3 separate regions of the Mus musculus genome follow, and regions 1 and 3 are each linked to region 2. A link is a loop called in an ENCODE intact Hi-C map of the cell type or tissue named here. Cell type or tissue: heart. All regions are shown on one strand. Each heading gives the region's core, and the rest is flanking DNA. Links, peaks and the distances in the headings are about the cores only. Region 1 holds the start of Mir8097 (microRNA 8097). Region 2 overlaps Spag1 (sperm associated antigen 1). Region 3 overlaps Rnf19a (ring finger protein 19A).

Region 1 (5,362 bases), core at 132-5,131, 58 kb before region 2:
GTGGCAGAAGACGGTCCCATTAGGATGGAAGTATTACAGTCACCTGTCACTAAGGCAAGTTAGTGCCCTTTGATTCTTGGTGCCTTTGGGAGAGACTGGGTTTTATGAGCCTCGTCATTTGAGGATTTTTCTCTATCATTTCCCATAATGTCTTCTCTAGTCACCTTGGATTATATAGAAAAATACAGGAAATAGGTAAACATGAATGTGATTATTAACTACACTGAAAAAGTATTCACCTACCAAAGACACACTCAGGCTTTAGTAAATTTAACGTTACATAACCTCAATTTTTAACATGTATATCTTTTTGAACCATGAAATCAAAACAATGCAGAGCTTGTACCAAGCTTATATAAAAGGTCTACGTGTGGCTTTGTTTCCTTTTCCTTTTGTTTACGGGGGATGTTCAGCTGACACGAGCAGAAGTTGGCCAAAATACTGCCTGCACTATTGACTTCCCACACAGCTCTCCCGGCAGACTAACCTCATAGTGGTCAAGTACTCCACCTTAGGTGTTTCCTCTAAGTGTTACCATTATGGTGCTACTGAGCATTTTCTTTTGGTAAACAAGGAAAATGTCCGGGCTGCAGCCGTGTGCCGTCCGTCGTTTTCCTCGCTGCATCCATTAATCTGCTTAGAGAACACTAGTGCCAGCTCTTTTAGCTGATACTGCTCATTATGGTATTTGTACATTTGTTTGCATTCCAATTTTGTTCAGTAATGAGTGTGTGAACAGCAGACATGAAATAAATGTAAATACTAATGGATTTGGTGTGTGCCCAGGAATTTTTACAACAATGGATTACTCATTTGTTATATTAGTTGGGGTTCTCTATAGGGACAGAATTGATAAAATGAATCTATACAAATAGAAAAGGAGATTTGTGGCTTACTACAGGCTGTGGTCCAGCTAGTCGAACAATGTTTGTCTACCAGTAACACTCCAAGAATACCGTAACTATTTAGTCCATAAGGCTGATGTCTCACCTGGTCTTCTGTATATGACAGAATCCCAAAGAAGTAGGCTCTAATGCCAGTGAAAGAATAGACTTCACTTTTGCAAACTGCAAAAGCTTCCTTTTTCATGTTTTTTATCTAGGCTGCCTCTAGAAGGCATGGCTCACACTAAAGGTAGACAGATCTTCCTACCTCAAGATCCAGGTTAAAGGTGGGTCTGGCCATTTCAAATGATTTAATTCCGAACAATCCCTCACAAATGTGTTCACCTGATTGAATTTTAATTCCAGATGTAATTTTTACTATGTAAAGCCATCACATTTGATATGTTGCAAAATTCATCAACGTTACAAGCCATTGAGATGATTCTGAGTTAGCCCAAAGAAAATACTTGCTGAATTTCTTAACCAACAATATTAGAACTAACCTTTTTCTCCATGGCAGATTTCCACCTTTATTCCCCTCCTCCCTGTGGATTCTTTTTTATCTTTTTCTTCTTTTTAGTTCTAGCTGTCCTGGAACTTACTATGCTAAACCAGGCTGGACTTGAACTCAGAGATCCTTCAGCCTCTGCTTCTTTTGAGTGCTGGAATTGCAGGCATTCACCACCATGCCCAGCTTCTATTTTATGAACACTGTGTTTTGGAAATTTTTTGAATTTATACAAAGCTATAAAGGTAAATTTTTTATTGTTTTTAAAAATTAATATATGAGCCGGGTGTGGTGGCGCACGCCTTTAATCCCAGCACTCGAGAGGCAGAGGCAGGCAGATTTCTGAGTTCGAGGCCAGGCTGGTCTACAAAGTGAGTTTCAGGACAGCCAGGGCTATACAGAGAAACCCTGTCTTGAAACCCCCCCCAAAAAATTAATATTTGATGGGGCGCACATAACATTCAAATATAGATCACAACTTTTTGAAGTAGTTCTGTTCTTCTACTTTTATTTGGGTCTTTAAGATAAAACGCAGGTTCTCAGGCTTGTGCCACAAAGCACCTTTACCTGCTGAGCCATCCTGCCAGCCTGTTTTACTTATAGGACTCTGGTTTTTGGATTTTTATTTGGTTAGTTTTGTTTGGGGGGGAAGTTGGTTTTTTGTTTGTATTTTTAGTATGTTTTTGTTTGTTTGTTTGTTTGGTTGGTTGGTTGGTTGGTTGGTTCAGGTTGTTGTTGAACTCATGATTCTCCTGCCTCAGCCTCCCAAGTATTATAATTAGATTCACAAAAGATCATGCCTTGCTATCTGTTGATGTTTGTATGTGCATTGTATTTGTGTGTTGCATGTGATAGATGTCTTGTTAGTTTGTCTGATTGTATCATTCAGACCTGATCTTGATCAAACTCTAGCCCTAAATTGTATGTACAGTGTTAGTTTTTCACTTTTTTTTTTTTATGTATTGGTGTTTTTTGAGATGGGCTCTCACTGTGTAGCTTGGTTGGCCTGGGATTTGCTCTGTAGACCAGGCTGTCTTTGCCTCCTTTGCTGGCACTGAAGGCATGTGCCACCACGCCTTTCCCCATAAGCCTCAGTTTTGATTGTTCCAAATGTACTGTTGATTTTTCACTCATTGACAGTCATATCTATAACTTTATAGATATAACTTTATAGATAAGATTCTTTAGGATTTTATATGTAGAAAATTACGTCAGAAATTATGTCTGAAAATACTTTGCTTCTTCCTTTGTAGTCTGGAAACCTTTTGTAGGTGTGCTCTTTGGCCTGTTGTACTGACTTCAGCCTCTAGGACAGTGTGAAGCAGGACTGAGAGTGACCATCCTAACCTATCTTAAGTCATAGGTTTCTGCTCCTTTAGCTTTTACTCAGTAAGTTCCCTGAAGTACAAACTGTTGCCTTGCAGGACTGGTCTGGAGGCCTTGGGTTTACCTCCTTTAAGATACAGTTCCCATACCATGAAGTGTCATGTTCAATAGTTCTTACTCTGATCAAAGGTTTGTATGGCCGTCACTAACTGCAGGACATTTTCATTAGCACCAGGGGTTCCTCTGGAACATTTGTTAACACTTGAGTCAGTGGATGGTAGATGTTTCAGTGGTCTCTGCTTTGTTATTTTTATGATAATGTTCTCATATATCTTCTTTTCATGGGTCTAGGAATGATTGGGCCAGTAGCAGTTGTGTTAAGTTTCTGAGAAACTTGACACTGTCTGTTCTCAGCAGCACTGTGTGTGATTGCAGCTCTGGCACACTCGCCAGGACGCTTTCTTTTTTGTTGTCGCATCTTGGTAAACCCCTGTGTAGCACAGGGTGAAACTTCACTGACTGAATTAGCTCCCAACATACCACTCCATTGTAGGAAACGGTCATTTCTGCTGCACAGACAAAAACACTGACCTAAAAAGACAAAAGCATAGAGCAAATGGCTGTAAACCTGCCTCAGGCACTGTTAAAACCCTAAGGGAAGACAGATAATCAAGTCGCTTTTCCGCTGTGCTGCCACGTGTGGCCTTGGTGTGACGCTGAAGATTCTGCAGCAAAGCAATTTAGTCCTTAGCTCTTTTTTCTCATGGACTGGAGTCTGTTTCACAACCTGGCTTAGATTCTATACCATTGTCCCTGTTGCCCCCAGGGTCCTTGAAAACTCCATTCACACTTTTTTTTTTCTACTAGAGAGCTTTATATTTGATTTCATTGTTTTTTTTTTCCCTCCAAATTAAGAATAATTTAAGGGTTATCCCCACCAGTGCTTCTTTCTGAGGGTCATAAATAGTTCCCTTCAGATTTAGTGGTTGCATATGGAGCTTCTCAGCCAGTAGGCTGGCCATGCCTGAGTTCCAGCTGTCTGAGGGCTTACAAGATCTGACTATGCAGGCACCCCAAGAGGGGGCCAGAGAGTGTCTCCTCTTCAGAGTCTTCTCAAAAATTGGAGCTTCTCCGATCTGACCTTGGAAAGCAGCCTTCCAGGTCCACTCATTGAGTGCCTGGCACTCAGCATCCTGGGCCACATGCTGCAGGTACAGTGGTTAGTGTGTACGGAAGGGTAGTTGATCCCTGTGGCCAGCTGCATGTGAGAACTGTCGCAGGCCAGGACCCAGGAGGGGGTGCCAGAGCTCCAGCACCAGTCACTTGTCTGCCTGTTTCTCCTGGAGATAGCATATGTAAAACATTCAAGGTGGTCATCTCATCCTCTTCCAGTAACATGGATGAATGCAGTTTGTCACCCATCCCTATTCAGAGGAGTGTCCTGAGTGCTGTGTGGTGTGAGCAGCAGAGTATACTTGAACAAGCTACGACACCATAAATATCTTAAGAGACTGCCAATGTATGTATATGCAACAATCCATTGTCCACTGTCTACAAAAATAATATTAAGAAGGAGAAAACATGTAGTGACAGTTCTGGAATTTTGGTTTCTCTAAATAACACAATATTCTAAGGATGTTTTTATTTTAATCCTAGATACAGAGATATGGGCTGCTTTGGATTGTCCACAGCAGCTATGATTTGCTTCGTGTTCTAGCAGAGGCATGGTTTTGCCAGCTGAGATAACTTCTGTTGGTGTGTTGTTTGAAATCCTGAGTATTTTTCAGAGGCTATATAAATGCTAGGGCCCCGATAGGCATGGTGGTCCTTCAGGGGGTTGGTTGTAGTTTGTTAGTAGTCATGCTCAAAGAAACAAAAAGGAAGAAATTAGATTTAGGGACCTCCCTCCCCACCCCCCACCCCTATCTAGTGATAGGAGTGAAACCAAGGGGATAAAGTGTAGGAAAAACCATATTTGTTTACAGGTTAGAGAACTACTTACAGTAGGTTTCCACCTCAGGACAAAGGAGAGACCTGCTTGAGGGAAAAAAAGTGGCAGAGTTGGGAAGGTACCATTTACCCACAATGAGTCTTAAATACTGTGATTGTAAAAGTGAGATATGAAAATGATGTTCACCTAACTTTAAAATGAACAACAGAATATTGGAAAGAATGCTCCTGGGACTCAGAAGGGAATGAGGACACACTGGGGGAAGACCTGAATGCTGAGGCTTGCAGAGATGGCTGGGTTTGCAGAGACAATTCCGGGAGGCTCATCCCATCCTTAATGATAGGACCCAGTGCGCTCTTCTGGCCTATGTAGCTTGCATGTACAAGATACACATACAGACACGCAGGCATACTCACAGTAAATAAAGGCTTGAATGTTTATTGTGTAGAAAATACCTTTAACACAGAAAAAGGAGTATCCAGTGACTTTTTCCACTTGTTAGAGTAAAGAAATAAAGCAGAAAACAAAAAGTTGGGGTGGGGGACAATTCAAATACAAAAGCAGGGTGAATTTGTTTCATACAGTTTTATTGCTTACAAGCAATGTAGAAGACAAAGTCACACTAAATATTAGAAAAAGTAACTCCTTTAGGGCTCTAAATTAATAAACTAATAATGATCTCATAGACATTAA
Region 2 (5,362 bases), core at 178-5,177:
GACACACCAGAAGAGAGCATCGGATCCCCATTACAGATGGTTGTGAGCCACCATGTGGTTGCTGGGAATTGAACTCAGGACTTCCGGAAGAGTAGTCAGTGCTCTTAACCACTGAGCCATCTCTCCAGGACTGTTTGTTGGTTTTTAATGTATGAGGAGAAAATGGCTGAGAAACAGCTTAGACAAAACACTCTTAAAGTAAACCACTCAAGAAACAGAATCCCTTCCCTAGAAAGCTAGATGAAGTTCTGAACTCCACAGGCCTCCTTGGGCACTGGCATACATGTGCCAAGATACATACATACATACATACATACATTCATACATACATACATACATAAGTCTTTTAAAGGGAAGAAGGTCAGAGAAAATAAAAGCAAGGACCAGTGAAGAGCCAAGAATCATGACTGCATCCTGGGAAGGCTGTTGGCTCAGGAGCCACAAGTGCTTCTGCAGCCGAACGCTCTTCTTCAAATCCAATCTCTCAGGAAACCCACTGACATCCCAGGTTGGTACTCCATGGGGCAGAGACTCTTGAAACTCATGACAATCAGCTGCATTGTTAAAAGCTCGCTTCCCTTCTCAGGCTTCCTGAAGTGGAACGGCTGAGAATGAGGCACTCAAAACAACTACATCTGGACACCCATACAAGATTTGACATCACCAGGCTCGGATAACTTCCTGTTTCAGGCTCTCCACCATCTTCCCTGGGATCAGGCAGCAGAGAGTCACCCTTAGCTGTCAGAGAACCAAAAAGTGCGCCTCCCCCAGTAGCATGTTTCCATGGCTTTACCTTTTCTTGGACAGCCAATGGAGGCCAGCTGACTACCCACTTGGATCCTAACCAGCCATGTCTCATGTGGTCCAAAACCACAGAATCAAACCAATCAGGGACCTATGTACTGACTTCAATATTTGAAAATTCCCCAACACTTCCATTGTTGATTTGTCTCCCTGAAGGCAATGGCATAAAAAGCATGAAATCATTTTTTAAATGCTTACCTCAGCACATAAAGAATTTTTTCCAGGTGTTTCACATCTGAACAGTTTTCAATATACTTGAAATCCAAATGTTCGATGGGAATTTTAAATGTTTTTGTTGTTCCAAAGCCCCACAATGATGGACAGTCCTTAGCCTTAGCAGTCATGGCTGAAACATAATGTAAAAAAACAGATGTGAATCTAATATACATAATTTAGCTCAATTATATATATCATATAACATTATCATATGTATGTAATAATATATATACACACATGTATATGTATATATGTATGTATATATAATTTAGCTCAATCTAGGTAGTCCTGAGTGATCTTAGAGGGAAATAAGCAGAGTGATTTTTTTTTTCCTCAAAGAGGAAGGTTGTCTGTTTTGAACTTTCCTCTCAATATTAACCAAGTCAAAATATTCATCATACATGTATTATCTAAGACTTCACCTTAAACAAGGCCTGACAGAACGATAAAACATTCGGGTGCAAAAACTACAGGTTATATAAAAATCAGGTTTGAGGGCTTCTTGATGAAGTAGAACTGCATGCTTCTGACATGAAGTGAAGCTGTCACTGGGTGCTAGAAAGTTAAGCCCTCCCACACAGATGTGGGCACAAGCGACAAAGCCTCCTGAAATGAAGTTGTGTATCTCAACAGGTTGGCACGTAACAGTCGGTTGCTAAGTGTGGGACTGAGGAGATGGCTCAGTGGCCGAGAGCAGAGCCCGGGGTGGACTGCCAGTGTCCACAGCAGTCCTGTCATTTCTCCTCCAGGTCATCTGGGGCTGTCTCTGGCTTCTGTGGACACAGGATGTGTGATGCAGACACACATGCAGGCACAATCTTTATATAATAAAATAGTAGTCTGTTTAAAACACTCTTAATTCCTTCCCCAAACTTAAAAAATCTAAAGAATTAAACAAAGACACAAAGTGGAGCCAGATGCCTTTAGCTCCAGAGTTTGGGAGCAGGCGGATCTTTCTGAGTTCTAGACCAGCTTGGTCTTCTTTTTTTTTTTTTTTAAAAGATTTATTCATTTATTATATGTAAGTACACTGTAGCTGTCTTCAGACACACCAGAAGAGGGCGTCAGGTCTTGTTATGGATGGTTGTGAGCCACCTTGTGGTTGCTGGGACTTGAACACTGGACCTTTGGAAGAGCAGTCGGGTACTTTTACCCACTGAGCCATCTCACCAGCCCCCCAGCTTGGTCTTCATATCAAGTTTTGGCCAGTCAAGGTTACATGGTGAGATCCATCTCAATAAACAAACAAAACAAAACAAAACAAAACAAAAACCCTATTTTTAAAAAGCTTTCAGATTTATAAAACTTTTGTATTCTGTCATGAAATCTCCACACTAACATAGATTTGGCAGAAAAACCAAACCAAACCCAGTTTTCCTTCTGTTGCTGGGACAAACACCATGACCAAAAGCAACTTGGGAAGGAGCAGGCTTATCTCATCTCACAGATTACAATTCATCACTGAATGGAGTGGGGCTGGAACTCAGGGCAAGAACATGGAGGCAGGAGCTGAATCGGAGGCCATAGAGGGGTGCTGCTCACTGGCTCACTTCCCAAGGCAGCCATCTTTCTTATAACTCCCAGGACCACCCACGGCAGGCTGGACCCTCCACCATCAATCATTAATCAGAAATACCCCACAGACTTTCCAATCTGATAGAGGCAATTCCTCAGTTTTAATTCCCTTTTGCCAGATGACCCCAGTTTGTGTCAATCTGACAATTAAAAACAAACACACAAAAAGCACATATTACAAACTTACGTTCACACTACGCAATAAAAGCACATTCATCAAGACTCACAAGCTTTTCTAAGTTCTTCTGAAGTATGTTTCTTTCTTTCTTTTTATTTCCCTGTGTAAAATCCTTAAACCTGTGGCAATTAGAAATGTTAGCTTTCTGGGCATTTAGATTGTTCTCGGGAGAATTTTTCCGTATTTCTTTTCAGTCTTTCTGTCTAAAAGCTTGATCATGGCTGGGTCTGATTTATTTGCCATCACCCTGCTCACATTCATTTCCTGTATTTCCTAATCAGTGTAGTAGTAATATCTCCTGTGCAAACTACCATAGCGTTTCCTGGTAACCCCAGTAACGTGAAAACTCAGCTTCTCCTACTCAGGCAGCCGGCGCCCTCTGCAGCCAGAAACGGAAGTGGCACGCCCCAGCCATGGCAACGGTTTCCAGGCACCGCCAGACCCAGGTAAAGTGTCTAGGACGAGCCTGGGAACTAGCTCTTGGGCCAACCTGCAAGCTTTGGCGCAGGGAGTCCTTCCTCCGGCTTGGGCTGGGGGCTGAAGCAGATGGCTGTCCCCAGGAAACCACAGTGCGGCAACTCCACCCCCGTGTGAACCACAGCGGTGGAAAGATCCAATCGCCTTCCCAGACTAGAAAGGACGTTCGTCGACAGTGTGCGTGTGCGGCCGCTTCTCCACGCCCCGAGGGTGCTCACCTGGGTCTCTGTAGCCAGCGGAGGATGCCGACCCGAGACCCGAGCCGGTGCCCAATGCGGCTGGGCGGAGACTAAGCCCTCTGACCCGCAATTGGCTACCCCTGCTGCCCGCTGATTGGCTTCACAGGCCGCAGCCAATTTCTGCCCTCACAGAGGGCAGACCCCCGCCCCCTTGGGATTTAGTCTGTTTTACAGTAAGTTAGAAGGTGTTTCTTTTTGCTTTGTTTTGATTTTTCGTGACAGGATTTCTGCGTGTAGCCTTGACTATCCTGGAACTCCCTCTGTAGATACGCCTGCCTCTCCCTCCCGAGTACTCGGATTAAAGGTGTGTACCACATACACCACTTAAAACGCTGTTAATAGACCGCTGTACTCCTAAGGGAAGTGGTGTCTAGTCCTACGTAACTGAAATACTTAATTGAAACGTCAGACTCTGTTGCACACTAGGTTTACTTATCTACCATCCTTTGAACAAGAATAAATGAAAGGCACATTTTCCTCTTTTCCTACAGCCACATTTCCTGAGAGGATGGTGAAGAGCAAGGTACCCCTTAGAGTGCTGGAGATACAAACATGATTGACAGAAGCAATTCAGATGAATAAAACAGTAGAGGTCGTTTTGTGGAGAAACTTCCATTTTAAATACATTTCAGATTTGGTGCCCAGTTCATAACAGGAATCCAATAAATTCTCCTTTTTAGAAAAGTCTGCAGGAAGGGGCCACTGTGGCTGGTATCAATTCCAATGCTCAACCCATTACATTTATATACTTACTTAGGGTTTCATGTTGGAGAATGCTAAACTGCATATTTATAGATGAAGACTCAATCTTTCGGATAATCCTTAAGCTGTCTCACTTATGTGAACAGCATCCAGACAGCAAAGCGAGTCTCAAGCAAACACCTGAACTTCCGAAGCACTGATTTCCTGCAGAGGAAAAACTGTAACAATCTGGAGAAAGGCTGTCATGCCATGCATGGGCTTGTAATTTTCTTTCCACACTTCATGTTTTCTTCTGGCTATACAATCTGTGCTGAATTGAAAAAGGTCAAAATAATCTGAAGACTGTGGGCAAGCAAAAAAAATATCTGTAGTCATAAAGAGACCAACAAAGAGATATGTAAAGAAAGGCTTAAGCCTGTAATCCCAGCACTCGGGAGGCAGAGGCAGGCGGATTTCTGAGTTTGAGGCCAGCCTGGTCTACAAAGTGAGTTCCAGGACAGCCAGGGCTACACAGAGAAACCCTGTCTCGAAAAACCAAAAAAAAAAAAAAAAAAAAAAAAGGCTTAGTAAGAGTTACACGGCTAACTCACAAGAGCCAACAAAGTTTATTCTTACAGAGCTCTTCAACAGCAAAGTATTTCAAGCTGTGCCTGGTAGTGTAGGCCTGCACTCCTAATTACCCAGGAGGAAGGAGGATTTGCAGAGTCCAGAAAACTTAGTAAGACACAGAGTAAAGCAACAGAGGGGAGCACCTTGGAGGAGCGCTGGCTGTTCTAGTAGTCACTCTTAGCCTCTACGTAGCTACGTAGCCAGAGACAACCTTGAACCCCTTCTATATCCTCCGGCCTCTACCTCCCAAGCAGTGGGATTTCAGACAGGTTTCACTACACCCAATGCCCAGAACTATGTGGTCTGAGGGATGTGTGCACCTACGTAAGTGAGGAAACTTATTCTACCAAAGTCTGTGTGGACTGTATGCACACACCCAGAAGGCAGTGTCAGATGCCCTGGAACTGGAGTTCCAGTCTGTTAGGACAGACCCAACATGGATATTCAAACAGAACCAGGGACCTTTGAAAGTACAGCAAGTGCTCTCAACTGCTGAGCCAGTCCTCTGACCAGCTGTCTTAGTCTATTCGCTTCTGATTTTTATCCATTACTTTTGACTATT
Region 3 (5,362 bases), core at 134-5,133, 82 kb before region 2:
TATTTGTTGTCATAAATAAATGACCCTTTTGAAAGGCATTTTATACCACAGACCTGTGTATTCATGTCCATATGGGAACATTTTCAAGTCTCAAGATTTGCTACACACAGGAGTTAAATAACTCATTTGCCCCAAGTTCTAAATGACATGTCATTTGCTCAGCATTTAGAATAAACTAATTTTGCATATGTATTTGGTTCATACATTTATTATCTTCAGTTGTCAGAACTAAGAGAAACCAGTTGTATGCCCTTAATATAACAGCAATGATGGGAAAGCGATAGCTCAATTGACAAAATTACAGATATGCAAACAAACATGGGGATCTGAGTCTGTGTCCCAGAATCCATGTAAAAAAGCTAGGCATGGTGGGCATACCTGCAACCTCATCACTAGGGGGCAGGCAGAAACAGGTGGATACTCGAAGCTCTTCAGCCAGCCAGTCTAGCTAAATTAAGTGGAGAGTTATTGAACGAAGACAGCTAGTATCAGCCCCTGACTTCACATGCATGTGCCTCCATGTTCTGTGTGTGTGTGTGTGTGTGTGTGTGTGTGTGTGTGTGCATATCCTTCACTTACTACATACAAACACATACAAGACTGCTAAATATTAAAAGCCATGAATAGTAAAATTTAACATACCATTAGTACACCATACATTATATAAATAGAGTATGAAAACCCTGAATTTCTATATTATTTCATTATAGGGAAAGCTATGATGCGAATTTATCAAATTATAGTTTCAGAATTCATTGCCAGAATCAAACTAATTTTCAAGAACTTCTTAAGTACAATGTTCAGCTTTGCCTGAAAGGACCCTGATATAGCTGTTTCTTGTGAGACTATGCCGGGGCCTAGCAAGCACAGAAGTGGATGCTCACAGTCAGCTATTGGATGGATCACAGGGCCCCCAATGGAGGAGCTAGAGAAAGTAACCAAGGAGCTAAAGGGATCTGCAATCCTATAGGTGGAACAACAATATGAACTAACCAGTACCCCCCGGAGCTCGTGTTTCTAGCTGCATATGTAGCAGAAGATGGCCTAATCGGCCATCAGTGGAAAGAGAGGCCCATTGGTCATGCAAACTTTATAGGCCTCAGTATAGGGGAACGCCAGGGCCAAGAAGTGGGAGTGGGTGGGTAGGGGAGTGGGGTGGGAGGGTGTGGAGGACTTTTGGGATAGCACTGGAAATGTAAATGAAGAAAATACCTAATAAAAAAAATTTTTAAAAGAACTTGTTGAATAAATTTTCAGATTGTCTATAGTTTTAAATGAAAAAAGTTATGTATTTTCTGTGGGAAAAATCCTTGAACACACAATTGTCTACCAATGATTACTGTGTGATATAAAGCATTAAAAAACTTACTTAATAGTTCATGATTCATTAATTGTATAAAACTCAGGTACAATCTACTATCAGATTTGAATTATGTTTTCTGATACTAAGTGTCTGTTACAACAAAAACATTAAAGGTACTCTATAAGGGGTTAAGGGTGCGTTCAGCAGGTAAAATGCCTGCCTAGTGTGTGTGAGGTGCTGACCTCCAGCACCGTATGAGCTGGGTGCGTTGGTGCATGCCTATAATTTAGCACTTAGGAAGTGGAAGCAGACAGTCAGAAATTTAAGGTCACCTTCAGCTACACAGTAGATTCAAAGCCAGCCAGGGTTGTATAAGGAGCTGAAGGGGTCTGCAACCCTATAGGTGGAACAACAGTATGAACTAACCAGTACCCTCAGAGCTCGTGTCTCTAGCTGCATATGTAGCAGAAGATGGCCTAGTCGGCCATCACTGGGAAGAGAGGCCTCTTAGTATTGCAAACTTGATATGCCTCAGTACAGGGGAACACCAGGGCCAGGATCTCTTGCTCAAGTTATCTGAAAGTTACAGAAAATTATTGCTATTTTTCTAGACATAGAGTATAACTCATCATAGATCCCAGAGTTTGCTTCCACCACTATACCTGGATCCTGTTTAAACAAACAGCTTAGATGTGATGGTATCACTCTTGAGCCTGTAGACCAACTTGCACAATATTTTCACTGGTACAGTGATTTGCAAATCATTCTCCTGAAGTTAGATTTTGAGATGGACAAACATTTTACCTAAAGGAACCTTTCTAAGGATCATTACATCTAATGCTACTGTAAAACACAGAGAAATGAGTCTTGTATATATCATGGAGAAGAAGAATGTGGTTTTTTTAGTATTCTTCATGGAACCCCAGAATACAAGTTATTTAATGAAATGTCAGAAACTGGCCAGCATAAACTGGGACGGTTAAATCTAAGGGACCCACAACAAAATCAGAGAAGATTAGCGATAGTTATAAAAGAAAAAAATAACAAGAAAACATACATGGATTATTTACTCACTTGCCACATTATGTATTAAAATTGAATAAATATTTTAGAGTTGAAAATAAAATGTAGATTCTTTCCACCATACCTGAAACTACAGTGAATTAGCTTCTTTTTTTTTTTTTAAATTTAAGTATTATATTTATGTGTATGGGTGTTTTGCTGCATGTAAATCTGTGTACCACTTGTATGTAATGCCATGTATGTAATGCCTATGGAGTCCAGAAGAGGGCATCAAATCTCCTGTGCCTGGAGTTACAGACCATTGTGAACTACTTTATGGATGTGGGTGCTGAAAATGTAACCTAGTTCCTCTGTAAGAACAGCAAGTGCTCTTAACTGCTGAGTCATCTCTCCAGCCCTTCATTGGTTATCTTAAAATGCAGGGAAATGAAATTCTAAATTCCCCCTTTTATTTAAATTGCCATTAATTTGTACTATTTCAACAAATTCTCCCAGAAGTACAATAGAATTTAAGGTGAAAACTTTGACTATGAAGAATGGGATGCTTAAGCAGTAAATCAAAAAGGGTGGAATGTCCTGCTTCTTCAAGTCTCGTAGTTATGCAGATAGTCTTGAAATTTGATACAATCTTAGTTATGATTATTACTTAAAATTTGTTGCCAGTAACAAGAAGAACATCAAAACTCCCCTAACTTTCCATAAAGTGTTGGTATTTTAAAAACAAACAAACAAAAACTTAATCGATAGGCTTGTTTGATGTTGCTTTCAATAAGAACTAGAAAGCTCTAAGTTTTGACAACTCATTTGTATATGCTCATGTATATGCACTTACAGGAATAGAACTGCTCCCGTGTATCAGTTTGTTCCTCTCCCCCATTACCATTTTACAGAGCTGTATCACAGTATGGTCATCGCTTCTGCCATAGAAGGATTGGGGCATAGATTCAGTGCATTATTTACTTATCTGTTGCTATGATAACTTGCTGTGCCTAAGGATGAGCCCATCACCATCATAGTGGGGGAGCAAGGGCAGCCGCAGTCATGGTGGAAGGAACTGCTGAAAGCCAGCATCTCACGTGGGAGCAGTGAGGAGCAGAGAGCAAAGGGGAACTGGCACGTGGCTTCCGAAACCTTAAAGCACACCTCCGGCGACATGCTTCCTCCAGCTCAGCACTCAAGTGCTGTATGGGGTGGGGGAGGGTGAACCATTCAGGTCACTACACACAGTCTCCGTCTTACCCAGACTCCCTTCTTATGTGTACTAGCTAACTGATGCGGGCTGGGTTTACATAGAATTTTGTGTCAGGTGTAGATTTGTGTGCCTACCATCACAGTCAAGGATATCACAATCTTTTACGCTGCTAGTTACAGCCAGCTGTAACACTACCCCTAACTGAAGAAGCTGAGGCAGGAGCACACGGTCATGGTCTGCCTGGCTGATAGCAAGTTCAGATGTAGTAATTTAGTAAGACCCTGTCTCAAATTTAAGACAAAACAAAGCAATCAAGTAAAAAGCCCAATTTTTTAAAAAAGGTAATAATCCCTCATGTCATTCTAAGTGTCTACTCCCTCCCGCTCTCTCCCTTGAGCCCTGGCAGTCATTAATCCACTTTCCATTTCTAAAGCCTGTCATTTCAATTGTTACACATACAGAGGCATGTAGTTTGTAACTTTCTAAAACTGACTTTTTTTTTTTTTAACTTGAAGTAATCTCCCAGAGATTACATCTTGTTACTTCTGTCAGTCATTTGTTTTGATGCTTGTGTAGGAGCTGTGCATGACAGCCTAGTCATTTGCTGGTTGATGGACATTTGGGTCCTTTTTTCAGTTGGGGCTATTATGAATATATCTGCTATGAAAGTTGATGTGAAGATAATTTAATTTCTCTGGGACAAATGTCTTAACAGTACCCAAATTCAAGTTTAAAATTTTAAATATTAAAAATACTTACTGAGAGAATAGACATTAAGGCCAGTCGTAAATGTACTCGCCATCTTCTTCAACTCCACCCCAAGTCTATTTCACTTCCAGTAGAAGTCCATGAGATTATTATGTGACATTGTTATTGTTTAGTTTGTTTGAGACAGGGTCTTCTCATATAGTCCTGGCTTTGAACTCACAAAGATCTGCCAGCCTCTGCCTCTGAGTGCTGGAATTCATGCACCCCACCCACACCTGGCTAAAATTCAAAAGTAAAGAATTTAGAAATTTTAAAAGTCATTTATATCCTTTGATTTATAACTGTCCTTTTTCTTATTTCGTGTTGGTTAGACTGTAGCTGTTTATGATGTGTATTAATGCAGATATGAAAAGTGCTCTCTGAGTGTTTTAAGTGGATTCTTTTTTTCAATTTTTACTAAGTTGCTTTTGTTTTGTGATGCGTTTTAAATCATTTTCCTTTTTTTTTTTCAAGATACGCTGTGATAGCATTTGGATGTGCCAGCTGTCCAAAACTAACTTGTGGGCGAGAAGGCTGTGGAACAGAGTTTTGCTACCACTGTAAACAGATCTGGCATCCAAACCAGACCTGTGATGCTGCTCGACAGGAAAGAGCCCAAAGTTTACGCTTAAGAACTATACGTTCTTCATCTATTAGTTACAGCCAGGAATCTGGAGCAGCAGGTATTATGTCTGTATTTATATACTCGGGGTGGGGTGGGGTGGGGCGTGAGGGGGCAAATGAGTGGAGATCAGAGGATAATGTGGGTGTAGGTCCTCACCTTTTGCTTGCCTTAAACAGGGTGCCTTATTTTTTTTCTGTTGTGTATGTCAGTAGAGCTACCCTGGACTTCCCCTGTCCCTGCCTTCCATTTCACCATAGAAGCACTGGGATTGCAGACGTGTGTGTACTTCTGTGCTTGTTTGCCCGTCTGTGTGTGATTTCCGGGGATTCAAACTTTGATCTTCATAAATATGAAGAAAGTACTTTCCTTACTGAGCCCTCTGCCTAGTCCCTATCTGATTTTAAAAATAATAAGTTATTTGACACATAGAGATTGCTTGGTGATTGGGGGGGGTGGGGAAAGAAAGGGGTTT

Evidence for each region. Peaks named below come from ENCODE experiments on the same cell type or tissue, not always from the same donor. Only the 100,000 strongest peaks of a DNase experiment are listed, where the experiment ranks them.
Region 1: a loop joins it to region 2, with 2.0 times the contacts of the local background. A loop is called at or near these places in 2 of 42 quality-filtered maps.
Region 3: a loop joins it to region 2, with 2.6 times the contacts of the local background. A loop is called at or near these places in 16 of 42 quality-filtered maps.

Annotation. Positions count from the first base shown.
Region 1 is chr15:36,235,341-36,240,702 of GRCm38, reverse strand. Spag1 (sperm associated antigen 1) reads right to left here. Exons shown (of 20, transcript NM_001359982.1): 20 at 5,082-5,362. Rnf19a (ring finger protein 19A) reads left to right here. Exons shown (of 10, transcript NM_013923.2): 10 at 1-769. Mir8097 (microRNA 8097) reads left to right here and starts at 539; the gene lies at 539-657. In heart, for the core only: no CTCF peak of the experiment used is centred there; no DNase peak of the experiment used is centred there.
Region 2 is chr15:36,177,484-36,182,845 of GRCm38, reverse strand. Spag1 (sperm associated antigen 1) reads right to left here. Exons shown (of 20, transcript NM_001359982.1): 2 at 4,243-4,395; 3 at 1,003-1,150. The coding sequence starts at 4,276. Among named protein-coding and RNA genes, the nearest start is that of Spag1, 3.4 kb to the right of the region's middle. In heart, for the core only: a CTCF peak has its summit at 3,160 (motif pointing left); a DNase peak (open chromatin) is centred at 3,185; H3K4me3 peaks cover 840 bases; H3K27ac peaks cover 749 bases.
Region 3 is chr15:36,259,601-36,264,962 of GRCm38, reverse strand. Rnf19a (ring finger protein 19A) reads left to right here. Exons shown (of 10, transcript NM_013923.2): 3 at 4,740-4,948. Among named protein-coding and RNA genes, the nearest start is that of Rnf19a, 21 kb to the left of the region's middle. In heart, for the core only: CTCF peaks have their summits at 382 (motif pointing right) and 2,582 (motif pointing right); no DNase peak of the experiment used is centred there.